3 separate regions of the Homo sapiens genome follow, and all the other regions are linked to region 3. Evidence: read pairs that join two places in POLR2A ChIA-PET (ENCODE). Cell type or tissue: HepG2. All regions are shown on one strand. Links, peaks and the distances in the headings refer to the core of each region. The heading gives the core; the rest is flanking DNA.

Region 1 (5,732 bases), core at 357-5,356, 190 kb before region 3:
AATGTGAACTTCTATAAAGTTCTGGTTAAGCATGGCCAAGATTTCCATAGGTGTCTGAAAGTGTGCCTGAATTTTCACTATTTGATTCATGCAAGAATCTGAGTAATATATCCAGAGCTGAGAGGTGTTCCTTGTACCGTGGTTGAAAAGACCACATGGCTTCATTGGTGTTACTGGCAGAATTACTGCTTGCTTCCACCACTCCTCTATTCTATCCCCACCATCGTTAAACTCAGAATTTTCTTTATTGCCACAGTATTGAGGGAACAGGCTTCCAAAAAGAGTGAGTAATAGCTTTCCACTGTTGCGTGATTTCCCTCCTAGACAGCACCCTGTTTTAGGAGTCTGTAATCATACTGAGGAATAGAAGCAGGGAGGTAGGAAGAAGGATAATGGAAGCAGCAAAGCCTTTGTGAAGATTCTGGAAACAAGTGACTGAGACCTCTGACACTTTTCTGATAAATCCACTTAACAAAGTAGCAGATACTTGAATAATTGATGCCTCTTGTTCTTGGGCTTAAGCACTGAGCTGCTGGTCTTCTTACATTCAATCTTGATCTTCTAATTCAATTCGCATACTGCTACCAAAGACACAAAACTGATCATGTAACTCCACCACCATTTTGCTGTTTTGCTTCCAAAATTCCCAGTCCCTCAGGATACAGTCGAAATGCCTGAGCATGTCCTTCAAAGCCTTGTGGGACTTAAACCCTGCTTATTCTTCTAGCCTAGTTTCCCTTAACTCCTTGGATACATCTCAGCTGCACTGGGTATTCTACAGTTCCGCAAATTCATCATGGCTTTTCATGTTCCAAAGGAGGGTCTCCATACAGCAGAATGAGTTTGGGATTTGGAGTCTGCATGCCTGGGCTCTCCAGTTCCAGCTTTACTACTTACATGGATCACCTGAACCTCTTAAGATCGCAGTATCCTTATCTGTAAGATGTGTAGAAGGATGCTTACTTTATAACGTTATGTGGGGATTTCAAATAACATAGAAAGCACCTACTATAGTGTCTAGCACATAGAAGGTACTCAAAAGATAGGAAGAATGATGATGATGACAATGACAATGACGATGCCATTTTTGTCTCTGGGCCTTTGTGCATGTGGTTTCCTGTATCTGGAATGCCTTAACCCCCTTTCTTGATCAGCTCTCCTCACCCTTCACAATTCAATGTGAACATCCTCCAGGGAATTTTCTTAGGCCCTTTCTCTGGTCTCCTCATTTATGGAAGCTTCTTCATGCTTCCATCGCACTCTGCATTGACCTGAATGACAGTACATTTCCCAACAAGGCGTTAGTCATGTGGTTCCTTCACTGTTTAAAATTTCTTTTTTTTTAAATTATACTTTAAGTTTTGGGATACATGTGCAGAATGTGCTGGTTTGTTACGTAGGTATACACATGCCATGTTGGTTTGCTGCACCCATCAACCCGTCACCTACATTAGGTATTTCCCCTCATGCTATCCCTCCCCTAGTCCCCCGCCCCCCAACAGGCCCTGGTGTGTGACATTCCTCTCCCTGTGTCCATGTGTTCTCACTGTTCAACTCCCACTTATGAGTGAGAACCTGCAGTGTTTGGTTTTCTGTTCCTGTGTTAGTTTGCTGAGAATGACAAGGGCTAATATCCAGAATCCACTGTTTAAAATTTCAAATGCCCAAACCTTGAAAGCTGCTACTCTGAAAATCCATTCTGAACAGTCTCGTGCTTTTTTGAATTCTGAAAATGAATGTTTCAAAGTGCTCATAGGTGAGTCCCCTCTTCCATTAACTAAAGGTGACTATTTCCATGTCTTCTTCAGCTTTCTCCTCAATGAGTACTGTCCTGTGTTGGGAATTGGCATCAGTTGTCTCTCATACCTTTTTCCATTCAATCATCTTCAGAACTCTGCAAAGGAATATTAATCCTGTCTACAGATGGGAAAACTGAGACTCAGAGGATGTAGATAACTTTCTCAAAGTCACAGCTGGATGCTTCTTGGGGTACCTTGCCTGAAGAAATGTTGCATATAGATCTTTCACACTTGGATGTGGGCCAGTGGCAGTTGATAGGACCATTCTGAGGCAGGATCAAGAAACAACAGGCAATCAATCCTCCAGGCAGGTAAACAACATTTCATGTATGTTTTCTAAATTTAATGCTGAAAATGAAGCACGTCCTATGTGTCTCCACAGGGAGAGGACTCTTGGAAGCTTGTACATGGCTTCCTCTAAGACCTCCCTTCTCATGCCTTTTCCCTTTGCAGGTTTTGCATTGTATCCTTTAGCTGTGATAAATCTTATTTGTGAGTGCAAGTAAAAAAAAAATCCCCCAGGCAAAGGTAGGCAAGCATCCTGGCCCTGCCACTCACTGGCTGAGTGAGTTTGGCCCACTTAATTCACTCCCCATTGTCTCAGTTTCCTTATCTGTAAAATATGGATAATAATAGTACCAACATTACAGAGTTATAGAGAGAATTTAATGAGTCAATACATTTAAAGTATTTAGCACAGTGTCTGGCATGTGGTGAGCACTCAATTAAATGTTAGACATTATTATTGTTTCTAGGAAACAGAGGAGTGAGGGAAATGTATGAATGATATTATTACTACTAATAGGTCCAAAGGGGACTAATCCCATAGCAGCTTCAAGTTAAGTAAAGCTGAGTGTCTGGACAGCAGGGGGACATGGTGACCTAGGCAGGGAGTTAGCAATTCTCAGTGGTCAGAAGCAAGTCAAGAGGCAAAAAGCTAAAAAGGTAGTTGAAATGGTGACAAGACTTGAGATAAACCACTTTTTCATTTCATCCTTTCTCAGAAAGGCTGAGCCAGTGAGAGGCATACCCAGCCCTTGGAAGGTCCACTTATACAAGTACAGGGGATTTTGAAAGGGAAGATCACTCCACAGCATTGGGAATATCTCAGAAGTAATACACTGGAAAAATAGAAACCGCAGAGACACAAAAAGAAGCTTAAAAGACATTAAATATAGCCACTTTTGATATTTTTATGTTTATCTGTTTCTTTATTTTTTCCTATGCATGTGTAATTTTTAAGAAAATGAAAATCATGCTGTAAAGACAGTTTTTAACCTGTTTTCTTTAAATTCAAAATATAACTTGAATACCTTTTAATACCTGCTGTCAAGTATTTCTCCGCAGCATAATTTCTCATACCTGTCAAAATATAATTCTGATTATACAACTGCAATGAAAGAATAGGGGGAGGCATCCCAAGAAGCTAATGGGATCATATAAGGAGCTCTTGTATATGTTCAGCTTTGAAAAAGAACACATTCAAAACCTTGCAAGACCAGATTCTAAGCATTGCATCCCAGTGTCATCTGCAAACTTGATCATTTTGTCTTTTAGATATTTCTTCCATGTCATTCATTGTGGCCACCATGGTAATGTGCATTGCTGTTCCAACTACAGAGAACATCCTTGACCAAGGGCTCCAGCTGCCGTACTCTGCTGTTTGATCTCTCTCTGTTTGATTTTTCAAGGTCAGACTTACATTGCAGTCTGAGGCCACTCTGGGCCTCTCTGGCTCTAGTCCCATTTTCTCTCACACGTTTCCCCCAGTGAAATCATTGAACACTTAATCCGGTCTCTGTATCTACTTCTTGCAGGTCCCAAACTAACGCACTGATTAACAAGGGAGTAAATTGGGGCTGGGGTCAGAGGCCTACTGTACATGTCGCATTGCAGGTTACTATTTAGCCATCAGACCAGGAAGCTAGTCCATAATGACCCTGAACTGCCATCTATACCTTTTTGAAGCCATTTGGTCCAGCTGAACCCCAGGGGCTGGCAGGAACCAAATGTACCTTTTGGATACCGACAACTAAGGCTTCATAGGCTTCATAGGAAATATTTTTCATTTTCAAATTGCAGATGTCCTAGCTCACTATAGTCTATGAAATTAGCCAATTTTACCTGAAGGCCAGCCTGATTGAACAGCTACATGCTGACCCTGATGTTAGATAGCATCAGTCTTTCCAGCTCTTTGGTCAAAGTCATTACTCTCAAATATCACCACAGTCCCTGCCAATAATTATAATAAGAGCTAACATTTATTGAACACACAATTTGTGCCAAACACCAGGTATAGATTATTTTATTTCATTCTCATAACTACTCTATGAAGTAGGTCCTATTTTTTCACCCCAGGGAAGTTAGGTATTTGTTGAAGGTCACATAACTAATTAATAGCAACATTTAAAGTCAAGTCAGCTGGGCACAGTGACTCACGTCTGTAATCCCAGCACTTTGGGAGGCCGATCTGGGCACATCACGAGGTCAGGAGATCGGGACCATCCTGGCCAACATGGTGAAACCCCACTTCTACTAAAAATACAAAAAATTAGCTAGGCATGGTGGCGTGCACCTATAGTCCCAGCTACTCGGGAAGCTGAGGCAGGAGAATCGCTTAAACCCGGGAGGCAGAGGTTGCAGTGAGCCGAGATCGTGCCACTGCACTCCAGCCTGGCGACAGAGCAAGACTCTGTCAAAAAACAAAAACAAAAACAAAAACGAGTTAATTTAATTCACAACTTTTCCTCTGAATTACTAGAATAATCACACCAGGAACAGACTCACGGCAGCTTTTCCTGCCAGTGATATGTCTATGTGAGGACCTCAGGCTTTATTTACTCAACCTGCTTGCTAGGCAGTGACTTTGGCCTTCACCAGCCCTGACTCTCACTCCAGGATGGGAAGTGGTGCTGGATGGGGTGGACTTGGGTAAGGGGTTGTGTCCAAATTATCGTGCAGGGAAGTTTGCAGCTGAGAAGACAGCAGGTGTGCTCTAATCCTGAAAAGCCAGCTGGCAGAGGAGCTGGGATTACAGGAAAGCCCGTGCATCTCACTCTTTCCATTTGGGACACCATGCTCATGAATGATCTAATGGAGCAATCATGGGCTATAAGCACAAAAAGTAAAGAGAAATGATTTAGGCAGGGCTTTTTCCGCCCCCAAAAGTCCAGGGTGATTCTACCGAAAGAGAGTCCTCATTTGTTGTGTTAATACTTCATGGCATCGTGATGGCCTTAATTGCTGTCATTCCTCCTCTGGCAGATGAAGTATCTGTTCTTTTATGACCCATGGGATGCACAAGAATTAGCATAATAGCACCACCTCCAACCCCGGTGGCAGCTCAGCTAGCACCCAGGAACCCGCAGACCATCATTTGAGTCAATTAGGAAGCTACCGAGTGTCTCTTCAGCCACTCTGCCCACACTGATGACAGGTGCTCATTAGTTCAGTATTAGCACCGTGGATGTAACTAATGGCTGTGTCTATCAGTTACAGACACCGATCAGTTAAACCCTGATGGGTAGGGTGCTTGCTGCTGTTACTCCTGCTGCTTTCTCCCATCCCAGCTTCTTCATTTCGGCAGTATGGTTACTAAACAGGTTTTGCTTCAGGGAATTTCCTGTCGACACTGAAGTCAAAATGGGCCAGCAACTGGGTCTCTACATCAGTGGCAAACAAGCAAGAGGGGTCAAACCTGCAGCTTTCTTGCTGAAGGGCTCTGGCTCATGCATTCAAGAGGTTCAAGATACTGAAGCTCAGAATTGGGATGGAGTTCAAGGCATTTCTAGGGAGTGAGGATCTTTGGGCAATTCAGTGGGTCTTTATTAGGCATTTGAAATTATGTATTCTTAACTGGGCTAAGTGCTGAAGGGAGTGGGGGAGAAAAAAGAGGAAATTCCTTATTGTTATCATCATCACCACTACTGTTTA
Region 2 (5,732 bases), core at 357-5,356, 180 kb before region 3:
CTCTGGCAAGCTGAATAAATCCAGAAGCCAGCAAGCCAGAAAAGTGTTTTTTCTTTTCATCAACCAACCAATATTATGTTTCAAGTGTGTGCTTCAATAATATCACGTTTCCATTTTCACACTGAACAGAAACTCGGGAGCACTGAAAACCAGAGGTGCAAGGACTGGCCCTTAAGGCCCTCAAGCCCAAGCCTCTCATTTTCCAAATGAAGATACAAATGTCATCGTTGACATCATCTTGCTACTTAGTGGAGATTTGGCTCAGAGGGGAAAAAATTAGACTTTCTTACTCTCTGGTCCGTTTCCATTGGATCAGTGGTCTCCAATCTTTAGAACCACAAAGAGGTTGAGAATTAGTTGGAAGCACCATGGAGCATTTGGAAAATGGACTGAAAGCAAATTCTGGGTGTGTTTTGTTGTGGTTGTTACCAGGTGGGGATGAGCCCTTTTTGTTTAGAATCTCTCGAGTGTGTATCCCCTGACAAAGGCTAGTGCTAAAAGGAACATACATGTGAAGAGGCCACTTAGCATTACTCTCCTCGCTTCAGTGAGACAGCCATTACTTTTCATTAAATAAGTAATATTCTGAGCAATCCACCTACTCATCATTAAAGGCCATTAGTAGCTACTCTTTGTCAACATAAACCTTAATGGAGCCCTAGCAAGGGTTTTACTAAAGAGTTGCTAATTTTCAAAGGGAAAATTAGGAATACTGGAAGCAGAATTTCGTTTTCCCCTAAATCTCTTCTAAATATCCTTGCCTTTCCCCTTTGCCCTGGAAAACAAAGCAGCCACACAGTAATTATGGTGAGGCTACAGCAAGAAGAACCTCTGCTCTGGGTCTGCCCTTCTGTGGTGCAGTTCAGTCTTTGGTCACAGGGGAGCACAACTGATCTCTCAATTGAAAGCTCACAAAATACTCGCTGGCTTCTCTGGTCTTTTTGCACCCCAGTCTGCCCAATTTGAGGGCCAGGTCATTTAGAGTGATGAGGAGGCAACTAAACAGTCCTTCTTCAAGCCAAACAGACCAATTCTTATCTGTCCCAATATTTCAGCAGGGGAGATTTTCCTAGGCTAATTTGAAAATGCAACTGCAGAATGAATGGATTTGGATTGGCCGTGGCACATTGTATTTAATCTCCTGGTGGTAAATCTGCTTAGTGGGGCCAGAGAGGTCCTAGTTAACAAGCATAGCAGATAGGTAAGGTGGCCTACCTAGATGACTTCTAGGTAAGAGGGGTGAGAACTCTCTCCCCACTGCCACTTTTTCCTCACTCACCTTCTCTTCAATCATCCCATTGATTTAATTAATATCCTCTTTTTGAATTGGAAATTCCCTTAAACTTTGCAAAGCTTAATGTAAATTGGTTGAGTAGATCATTCCAAAAGTCCTAGCATAAACATTGGTGCTATTATTTGGCTAGAAATTCAGACAAAAGTAGGAGAAAAAAAATCAGATAAAATTAGAGCAAAACAAAATCAAACAACAACAAAAAAAAAACCCTTAAACTTCATTGTCATTCACAAACCCATAGAAAAACATACTTTATTTCCTTGGCCATCTGGCTGTTCATCAATTTAATTTTTGGCTTTGACATCATAAATAACAAAGTGGGTGACTTTCGATAGATCTTTTTTCCTTTGCTGGGGTCAGGATTAGGAGATAATCCTGAGACTGTTCATTGTATATTCTCAAAGCATGTAGACATTAAATGCATCAGGAGGCAGGGCACTTTGTGTTAGCCAGAAGACAATTCCAGTTGCAAATGCTTTTTAATTAACAGGGGCTTTGTATCAGCTTTCCTATCTACCCTGCTAGAGTTTCCATATCTGGGCAGGTGCATCCTGTTGTGTATTACTGAACAACAAAGGGGAATGCAAGGGCAGGGGCACTTTAGATAATTATGACTGGATGAGTGCATGCTTCCTCGCTCTCTGGCTCCTGCTACTTCTGTTGCTCCTCTGGCTGAATTCCCCAAGAAGTCTCCTTTAAGCAAACTGCAGCTCCAGTTGCTTGACTGATTCATTCATTCATTCATTCATTCATTCATTCATTCAACAAATGTTTACTGAACTCTGCTCTGCGCTAGATACTGTGCTAGGCCGTAGGTATATAGTGATGAACAAGGAGCATTCACCATCTAAAGTGGAAGGTAGTTATTCATGAAAGCAAAAAGGTAAAAGTGAGATGGATATTTTAATTCTAGAAGTCTTGGGAAATTGTCTCACATGGATTAACCACATCTTCCTCCCAGTAGTGTCTCTTTCTCTGTCTTCATGGGCCTACCTCACCAATGAAAATGGATTACCCCACTCTAAGATGCCATGGAATCCTAGAGAGGATCTTGCTGCCAATCCTGCCCATAATTTGATGTGGCAAAGAGTTCTACTAAAGCCAAGAGCTGGTAGCATAATAGATCCCAGATCAGGACTACTGGCATACAGTACACAAGCAACTGAAGTTAGCATATGGGTTCAGAATGGGGCAACAGTCTTCTTAGTTTCTGATTTTCCTACTTGGCCTCATCAGGAGACTCTGATTTTCCTACAGGCCCCATATCTGGGGCCAATCTTGACCTAGAGTGGGGAGAGGGGCTGATTGGAAGAGAGTGAGAAGTTACACATGGGATCATAGAATTTCAGAGCTGATAAGACACCCTGTAAGAACCTTGATGCTCGTAGCGTGGTCCATAGACCAGCAGCACCGACATCACCTGGAACTCATTGGAAATGCAGAGCCTCAGGCTCCTTATCAGATCTACGGAATCTGGATCTTCCTTTTAACAAAATTCCCAGATGATTTGTACACACATTAAAATTGGAGAAACAGTGCTTTAGATTAGTAATTATCAAACTTTTCCCTTGACAATCACACATTAGATGATAATTCTGTGCAGGACACATTTCCCTGAGTGTGGCCAAGGTCATGAACACTTCCTTACTGTGAGTGACAAATGATAAGAGATCATTGCAGTACACCAGTTCCATATCATGGTTAAAACAACTGATGTATCTTAGCCTCTTTATTTTATAAATGAGTGAATTTCCTGGCATCTGCACTATAAGCTCATGGCACAGCTGGGACCAAGAACCCAGGTCTTCAGTGGTCCTGTGGATCAGTCTTGAGTCAGTGGCTTCCTGCTGTTCCCTTATGACCCAACTCCACAAGCACTGTGTTTTTGTCATTTGTGTCTCAGGTTCAAGGTGCCAGCCACTAATATCTATAGACAGCTAACATGACTGTTTACCCACTTATCTTTGGCTTTGAATCTTATCTCTGTTGGTCGCAGCAAGGCATTTTCCTGCCTGTGACATCCTTTCATCTATAAGGACAGTTCTTGTCTGACCCTGACCACCCAGTTACCCTGCATGTAACTTTTGGGCCCTGGGCTCTACATTGAACTCTGTGAAGAGCACACATTGCCTAGTAGTTTGCTTTGAACTAGCCATGTGGACTCATATCTCCATGTCAACATCCCCTATAAAGTAGATTCCACAGTGAGGTAACCATATTTCGATTTTTCCACATTCTGGAGCCTGCCTGAGCTCTGGATTATAAGTCTAGATTTTTCTGTTGGGTCCTATCCAACTTCTATCTACCACCTTTAAAGTTAGATCCTAACCACCTTCTCTTCATTTCAAAGAATGTATTAATACAAGCCACAGAGATAAAGAGAAAAGAGTCTGTAAAGCAAAGATGGACTGAATCTTCAAATTAACCCAGGGTGGGGAGAAGTTAGAGAGAAAGGTTTTCCTCTACCAAAGAGGAAAATAAGAGGACTTCTTCCCTATGTTAAGAGTGTAATTCAATATCACCCAGACTGATTTAGTACTGAAATACTAGATTCTTCTTCAATTGTCAACATTTAAAAGAGAAGGTCATTTAGGTAGATGATATCTTAATTCTAAGACAATTTATTTCCCTTCAGTGTTGATATTTTTGTGATTAATGAGGAACATATTCCTGAATACATCTCTAAGAAACATGGCAAAGTCCCTTAACAACTTCACTTATCTCTTGGGGACCAGGGCCTGCTCCAGGCAACATGGAAAATAGGTGAATCTGATTGAAAACATCCTCCTCCCATAATTACCTCTTTTCGGGTTCTTGACATTTTGAGTAATGATCCCCTTTTCCTTGTTTCTCAGTGCTTTCCCCCTCCTTCTTCTCTCCCCTAGCAAAGAAGAAGTAACCTGCTAAATATATCCAATGTCATGCAACCCATTACTAGAGTATCTGCATGTTGAAAGACCCATAGGGAAGACAAAACTTAGCCCTAAGGAATCACTGCTCAAGATGGAACCTGAGCCATCAAAGATGGGGGAGGCCTATTGGCAGTGGGGTTTTCAGGCACCCTTCAGGTCCCATCAATAGTTGCTTGCCTGCTTTTCCCATGGATAAGGTCAGCTCTGAAGAAAATGACACCTGCCCCTGCCTTGCCTCATAAAGGGATTAGTAAGGATGAAATTAGGTCAGGGATGTTAAAGTGCTTTTTACACAGATCAAATCAGGGTTTTGATTTTTCCCAATCTAATCTAGACACTGCGTTGGGGTCGGTTTCTGCTTCAATCTCTCCATCTTTCAAAATGAGAATACCGTTCTCTTGCACTTCATGCAAGGCTACTGGGTGGGAAGGAAAAAAACGTGTTTACTGTAATGTCCACTGGATCAAAAATGAGTGAGATGATTGGCTTAATGGGACCAATGGCACTGCAGAAGGAACAAGTGGCTGTTTCCAGCCTGCATTTCAAATTAGTTTTGAGATAAGCAATGCCCAGGCAGTGAAAATTTGGTACCTTTGAACTACTTATTAGAGAAATCAATCCTCCTCCTGTGTTTAATGGCTTAAGGAAGGAAACAGTTCCACTTCATTATAAGAACAGACTTCCAAGCCATTTACCTGATTTCTTGTCTCAAAATTTACCCAAATGCTTTCTTATGGCAAGGGCAGTGGCTCTATGGTATTGTTTTTGATAGTGTGGTCTTCAGACCAATTGCATTAGAATCATGTGCTTATTACAAATGCAGATTCTTGGCTCATGCATATTGCCAAACTACCAATTCAGGATCTCTTGGCGTGGGCCCAAAGAAACCATATTTTAAACAAAAAAATAACTCTCTGGTATACCAACATGTAGGACCCACAATCATCAGTGGATTGAATTCCTCAAATATGCCTATCGTGCAGTGGCTCTTAACCTTGGCCATACACTAGAATCAACTGGAGGTTTAGTTAAAACACACACACACACACACACACACACATACACCTATGGCCAGCCCCACTCCAGAGCAATTAAATCAGATTTCCAGTGTGTGTGTTGAGGGGCGGGTAAGGCCCTGGCATCTGCATTTTAAAAGCTTTTCAGGTGATTTTAGGTATGCACACAGGGTTGGAAACCACTGATATGGGGCCATCACTGGGCTCACTCCTCCACCTTCCTTGAGTCACAAAGGAACTACTCAAGGGCACTCACAGCACAAATTTCCTGACTCCTAGCCCTTCTCAAACTTCTTTGGTGCTGATGCATTACAGGTCAGAAGAATCTACAGAGCACTTACTATGCACTATATACTGAGGAAGTCAGCAATGAACCAAACAAATGGACTTGACAGGAGCCCACATTCTAGTGGGAGAGAGATCCAATCACAAAAGTAGAAGCAGCATGAATCTCTCTAGAATCCTCCTATTGACTCTGCTGTTTCATTGAAATAAGGACTTTGGTCTCCC
Region 3 (5,732 bases), core at 275-5,274:
GTTTTTTGTTTTGTTTTGTTTTGTTTTGTTTTGTTTTAGCTCTCGCATATTAGTGAGAAACGTGCAGTATTGATCTTTCTGTGCCTGGCGTATTTCACTTAACATAATGTTCTCCACTTCCAATCATGCTGTTGCAAATGACAGAATTTTGTTCTTCTTTATGGTTGAATAATATTCAATTGTGTATATGTACCACATGTTCTTTATCCATTCTTCCATTGATGGAAACTTAAATTGATTCCATATCTCGGCCATTGTGAATAATGCTGTAATAAACACAGGGGTGCATCTCTTTGAAATACTGTTTTCCTTTAGGATAGATACCCAGCAGTGGGATTGCTGGATCATATCATAGTTCTATTTTTAGTTTTTTGGAGAACCTCCATACTGTTTTTTTTTTATATATATAGTGGCTGTGCTAATTTACATTCTTACCAACAGTTGCCTACTTTCCTACAATTTTAATAACAAGTTAGCACAAAGGTTTCAATAGAACTTTTGGTGATGAAATGTATATTTTCCCTAACAAAATATAAACTTAGTCCATGCCTCAAAAGTATTTTAATGGCAGTCCATGTCACCAAGTAAAAACTTTCTGCATGGAAATTCCATTTTTGGTGTTAGGTTGGTAGTAGGGTAGGAGTGTGAGGAAAATGCTTATTCTGAAGTGGAGACATTTGACCTCATTGGGGGATTGAAACATAATTTCACACTGATTAATTCACCCTGTAAACAATCATTTTGGTACAATGTTTTACATTTCTTTATCTGAAAGAAGATTCATGTTTAACAAAAGAGGAACTGATTTTCATCTTTGTACCGCTAATTTCAAAATGCAGAGGTAAATCAATAGCCATATCTACCCTTTATATAAAGTTTGAGTGGAGAGATATGTGGCTGGTTATAAAGACATAATTATTTAATTTATTCTGAGCAGCACACTGAGCCCTGCAAAGATAAATTGTTTAAATCTGAACAATAATCAGTGCCTTTCTCACCTTATACTCTTCATATACATTTGTAAGATATTTTTGCAAATTAAATTCTTCTTTGAAACTTTTCATTTTACTTAGAGACAGGAAATTTAATTTTACCAAGTGGAAACCCCAAGGTTTAAGGTTAGTGCAAAACTAAAACCATTTGGAATTGAGGAGATTGCCCAATACCTTCTGACTTCCCAGGTTTCAGTACAGCGAAAACTCACTTGAGACCCTTAAGTCATGGAAAGCCTAAAATAATTAGCATGGTTTCAAGGGGCAGAAGTCACAATGTAGGAAAGCCAGTTAGGCAGAGAAGGCTTGACGTTCTTATTTCAGAAGTTCCTTGACTAAAGCCTTCAAATGAAAGAAGAAAGCCACGGCAACCATTTGGAAAGATCTGACGAAACTTACAGCTTTGAAAAGGGGTGTTGGGAAGGTGATTGTGGGATGTTACTTTGCAATCATAGGAAAATATCCATCTTGTTAGCTTTTGGGAGATCAGGGATGGGCAAAAATGGCATTTCAACAGAAGAGCCATTTTTGGGGAGTTCACTCTATTTTTCTATTTAAGAGAAATCAAAATGAAAATACTAAGGAAAACTTGACCTGTAAAACACCATACAACTTGGTTGAAGCTTTAGTTTCTTTACCTATAGAATGAGGAAGTTGGATTAGATCAGTATTTTCCTAAGGGTGTACTAAAGAGAGATGTTAACGGGAATATGATGAAAAAAGGGGGGATGGTTTGTGAGTTAAACAATGTTGGGAAATGCTGGGTTAACAAAGGTAACCAGGTTTCTTTACTTTAGGACATGTGAGAGCCTTTATCATACTCTTGTGTATTGTCAGCCTACAAGAGAGGAATATAAAGTGACATTTCTTATACCCGATTGACCAGTGAACCCAGCTTTTGAGGTTCCTCTCTTGGGATTAGTTGTCTGTGGTACACACTCTGGCAAATGCTGGACTAAATGATCTCTAAGAGCCTTTCCAGCTTTACTATTTGATCTTTCTATGATATGCCCATAAACATATAAACTTCCCCAGAGCAGTACAATTTTACTATTTCTGACCTTACTAATTCTTAATCTTTGATCATTCCAATGAAAGAGTCTGCATTCTTAATGAAAAAATAAATTTAGGACTGTGTCTAGCAATTGCTTAAATGTTCACAATTGTAATGTGAGGCTATTGTGGATTGCCATTTTTCTCGAATATATTATTTGGTTCATTAGAATTAGCCATACCTCTCTACTTTGTGCTCTCTTTTAATGTGAGTAATCAGGGATTGACTGAAAAAGATATCTATGCAAATAATGGCTATTCATCTGCATGCTGTGAATCTGTACCTTTATAGCGCTTATGTGTGCATATAGAAACATGTGCTAAGTAGTTATTTCCCTGCACTTTAATGATTGACTTTTACTCGAATTTGAGTATTCCAAAGACAGGGCTGAAGGAAAAAAAGAAAAGATTAACCACCCCTCACCTCTGCACACATAAATAAAAACCTTAAAAAACTTAAAAGCCTCATCTTTATGTAACACCTCATATACTCAAAAATCTGTTCTGTAAATTCGGAGTTACGGGTTTAGGCAGGTATTGGTCACACACCATCCCCCTCTTCATCCTAGCCTAAAGGGGGAGCTCCAGCAGACATCGAGGGTATTTAAATATACTGTTGCGCCACCGGTGGGTGGGAAGGTGGAGTGGCTGCCAGGGTAGCGAGCCGTGTGAAGCTTTTGGTGGGAGGAGCTATGGATCAAAAATTGCTGTCTCCAACAGTCAACTTCCTTAAATTTCCTTGCAGCTGATCAGGTAAGCTGGGGCTGAGAGTGTCTTCTACTTTACTCTGGGCAAATGAAGGCCTGGGAGAGCCTGGGCTGATTCCATGGAGAGGGCTTCTAAGAATCTTAAGGTAAAGAGGTAAAATGGGTTTTCAAGGATTTGCCTTTATTGAGCTCAACTTATCAAGGCAGAAGAACAGAGCGGGAGAGGGCTGCCAGATAACATATTGTATGGGGCATACTTATACTAAAAAATTTTTTTTCACTGTTTATCTGAAATTCAAATTTACCTGGGAGTCCTGCATATTTATTTGATAAACCTGGCATCTCTAGAGAGGATCCTAAGCAGAAGCCCTAGCTGGGGAATAAAGGGGGCAAGCAGCTGGTACCCTCTTTGTCCTGGCTTCTAAATCGTTGTGGCAAGTGAGTGGATGGGGTGTCCAGAAAAAGGAGGTAAAGAAGCCTAGGAGCAGGAGATTTGACTAATGGGTCAGAGAGAAACACCTCCTTATGTTCTTTCTTAATGAAGTCCATGTAGAAGGAGCTTTTTGAAGTTATATGATTTTCTGTGTGTTTTATTTCTTAGAGTAACAAATTCAGTACCATTACTTTTTCTCTCCCTTTTTTTCCATTCTTGATGACATTTTATGTTGGCAGCTATCAGCTGCTCTAAAGACAGCGTCTAGTAATACTTTGCATGAGGAATGCCTTCTGACTTTTGATAACTTGGTACCAATGTGCTTCGTTGTGTTTGGGTTTTAATTTTATTCTGGTTGGCTGGTTTGTAAATAGATGATGCATTTTTGAAGAGCTTATAATTGACCAGTCATTCAGTTAATATTTTTCTACAGTGATGTACGGTATTCGATGAGAACCGAGGTAAAAAGTGTGTAAGTGGGGTGGAATAGGGCAGGAAGTAGATTTGGGTTATTAGTGAGGCAGGCTTGCTTTCACTGTGAACAACTTCTGGGATTTTTAGTGTTATTTGCTGTTCAAAAAATTTCTAAGAAAAAGATCAAGCTCATGATCATTTGAAAATAAATGTTTAACGTAAACAAAGCTAAGCGTGGGTCATGAAGGAAAGCCGCAAACATTTTTCTTGTAAGAAGGCATATGCATTAGAGAGCCACAAGAAGGCCCCACCTGCTGTGATTTTCCTAAAGCCACCTTTGTCTTAGTAGCTTCAGGGAATTTGACTTGCGGCTTGTTCAGAGAAATTCAGGATGGGGGGTGGGGCAGTTGGAGAACGCAGTTTTTTTCTAAACTGACCCTGGAAATGCAGGGCCCTCCTGGGCAGGCCCAGGTGCTGATTAGATATGGATCTGCTGCTGGCTCCTTTATTCGTCCGGTGGGGCCCTATATCCTGAGGGCCTTTGTGGCCAGAGACCCCTTGGAATCAGACCAGAGTTTCTGTCTCTGGGTCTCATGGATTCATGTCACTTCTGGTTAAGTTATACTAAATTACCAGGATGTTTCAGCCGTAATGGTCACATATTCCTCAGGGTCTATATTCATAGGAAAAAAAAAAGTTAGGAACTAGCTATTTTCTGGACCTGAATAGAATAACGGTTCATTTGGAACAGACAACCAGGGGCAGCCTCAGTCATGTGTTGACTATTGTTCTCTTCTTGGAGGGAGAAGAAAGAACTTATGAAAGAAAATAGCAAGAGAAGCACTTAGGTTTCTAAGGTAGACTTAGTGTTATGCCCTATAAAATTATTCTCACAAACTTCAACAAACGTGTATGGCAGGGCGGCTATTCATCAGGCACACACACATCCCTGGAGATTGAAAGTGGAGGAAGATGTAGTTCTGCCGTTATACAGGCTCAAAGTCTAATAGAGGAGACAAGCATGCAAACAATTTATCGATGTACACAGCGATAAGAGCTACGATAAAACTGAGTACAAGGTGCAGTTGGAAGCACAAAGGAGGGAGAGATAAATGGGGACAGGAATGGGGAGACGGTTCCAGGAAAATCTTTACAGAGGAAAAGTGATTTGAACTGAGAATCCATATTGGGTAGTGAAAGTCTGGAAACTTGGCTTGTGTGCTTACTGAGCTGCTTATGAATTAGGACAAGTCACCCCACCCCTTTGGCCTTCACATTCTCTGTAAGATAAAGGTGCACAAGATGTTCCCTACAATCCGATTCAGCCCTAAACTGTTTCCATCCTGGGAATCAAGTTATCTTAGTGGGCTATTTCAGAACAAAAGTGTGATTGTTGAGCCCAGTACTCCCTTTGTCATTGGGAGATCAAAATGTAAAAGTTCTCTGGAGACAGATAGGCAAGAAAATTCTTCTGCTCTCACCCCAGCTTCTCGCCTATTCAAACTTGTTATCTGGTTTGCGCCAAAGTCATTGCCCTGTGTATGTGTGTATGGGATGTGTCAAGAAAACAGAGTTGGGACAGCATGAAGAAGGTGGGTACAGTGCTGGCTGCAATGGTGGGGGGTACTTGGCTGGCCCTCTCCATGGGGGTCAACGTTCAGCCTCATTAATTTTGCCTTCATTATATTTAAGAAATGGTTTATTAAAGACTTTTCCCTCTAAATTTCTTGCCTGCATCTCACATTTAACTTAAAAGTTGTATGCAGAATTTTAAGGCTGCTCTTTGTGCATCTATATCAATATTTATAGATGATACAATATTTGGAGGAGAAAATGATGCAGATTATCCATTTTTGTAAAGACAGAATTCTAAGAGGAAGAAAGTGGGAAATTTGCCAGTAGAATGCCGATATCTGGCTAATAACTCGTTGTATGTTGATCTTGACTCAGGTTTTTCCTAGCTTTAATAAATCTGTGATGCTTGCAGGAACTAGCCAAACTGGTACATATGATTTGTAATTCTGAAATCACTGTTACTTCCTCTGAGAAGCCATGTCTGTGCATGTAAGTATGTTACAGTGGGGCACTATCATCAGAATTATTTCATTTAATCCATTATGATTAAAATGGAAT

The links. Peaks named below come from ENCODE experiments on the same cell type or tissue, not always from the same donor. Only the 100,000 strongest peaks of a DNase experiment are listed, where the experiment ranks them.
Region 1: POLR2A ChIA-PET joins it to region 3 with 8 read pairs; 1 of 35 experiments calls an interaction of 5 or more read pairs at or near these places.
Region 2: POLR2A ChIA-PET joins it to region 3 with 10 read pairs; 1 of 35 experiments calls an interaction of 5 or more read pairs at or near these places.

Annotation. Positions count from the first base shown.
Region 1 is chrX:132,601,852-132,607,583 of GRCh38, reverse strand. No RefSeq gene overlaps it. Among named protein-coding and RNA genes, the nearest start is that of HS6ST2-AS1, 63 kb to the left of the region's middle. In HepG2, for the core only: no CTCF peak of the experiment used is centred there; DNase peaks (open chromatin) are centred at 3,473 and 4,653.
Region 2 is chrX:132,588,204-132,593,935 of GRCh38, reverse strand. No RefSeq gene overlaps it. Among named protein-coding and RNA genes, the nearest start is that of HS6ST2-AS1, 77 kb to the left of the region's middle. In HepG2, for the core only: a CTCF peak has its summit at 877; DNase peaks (open chromatin) are centred at 875 and 3,285.
Region 3 is chrX:132,410,649-132,416,380 of GRCh38, reverse strand. All of the region lies in intron 2 of MBNL3 (muscleblind like splicing regulator 3), which reads left to right. The region is part of intron 2 of RAP2C-AS1 (RAP2C antisense RNA 1); the gene reads right to left. Among named protein-coding and RNA genes, the nearest start is that of MBNL3, 76 kb to the left of the region's middle. RefSeq lists an enhancer at 3,869-4,577. In HepG2, for the core only: a CTCF peak has its summit at 2,641 (motif pointing right); DNase peaks (open chromatin) are centred at 1,770, 2,670, 3,950 and 4,650; H3K4me3 peaks cover 2,645 bases.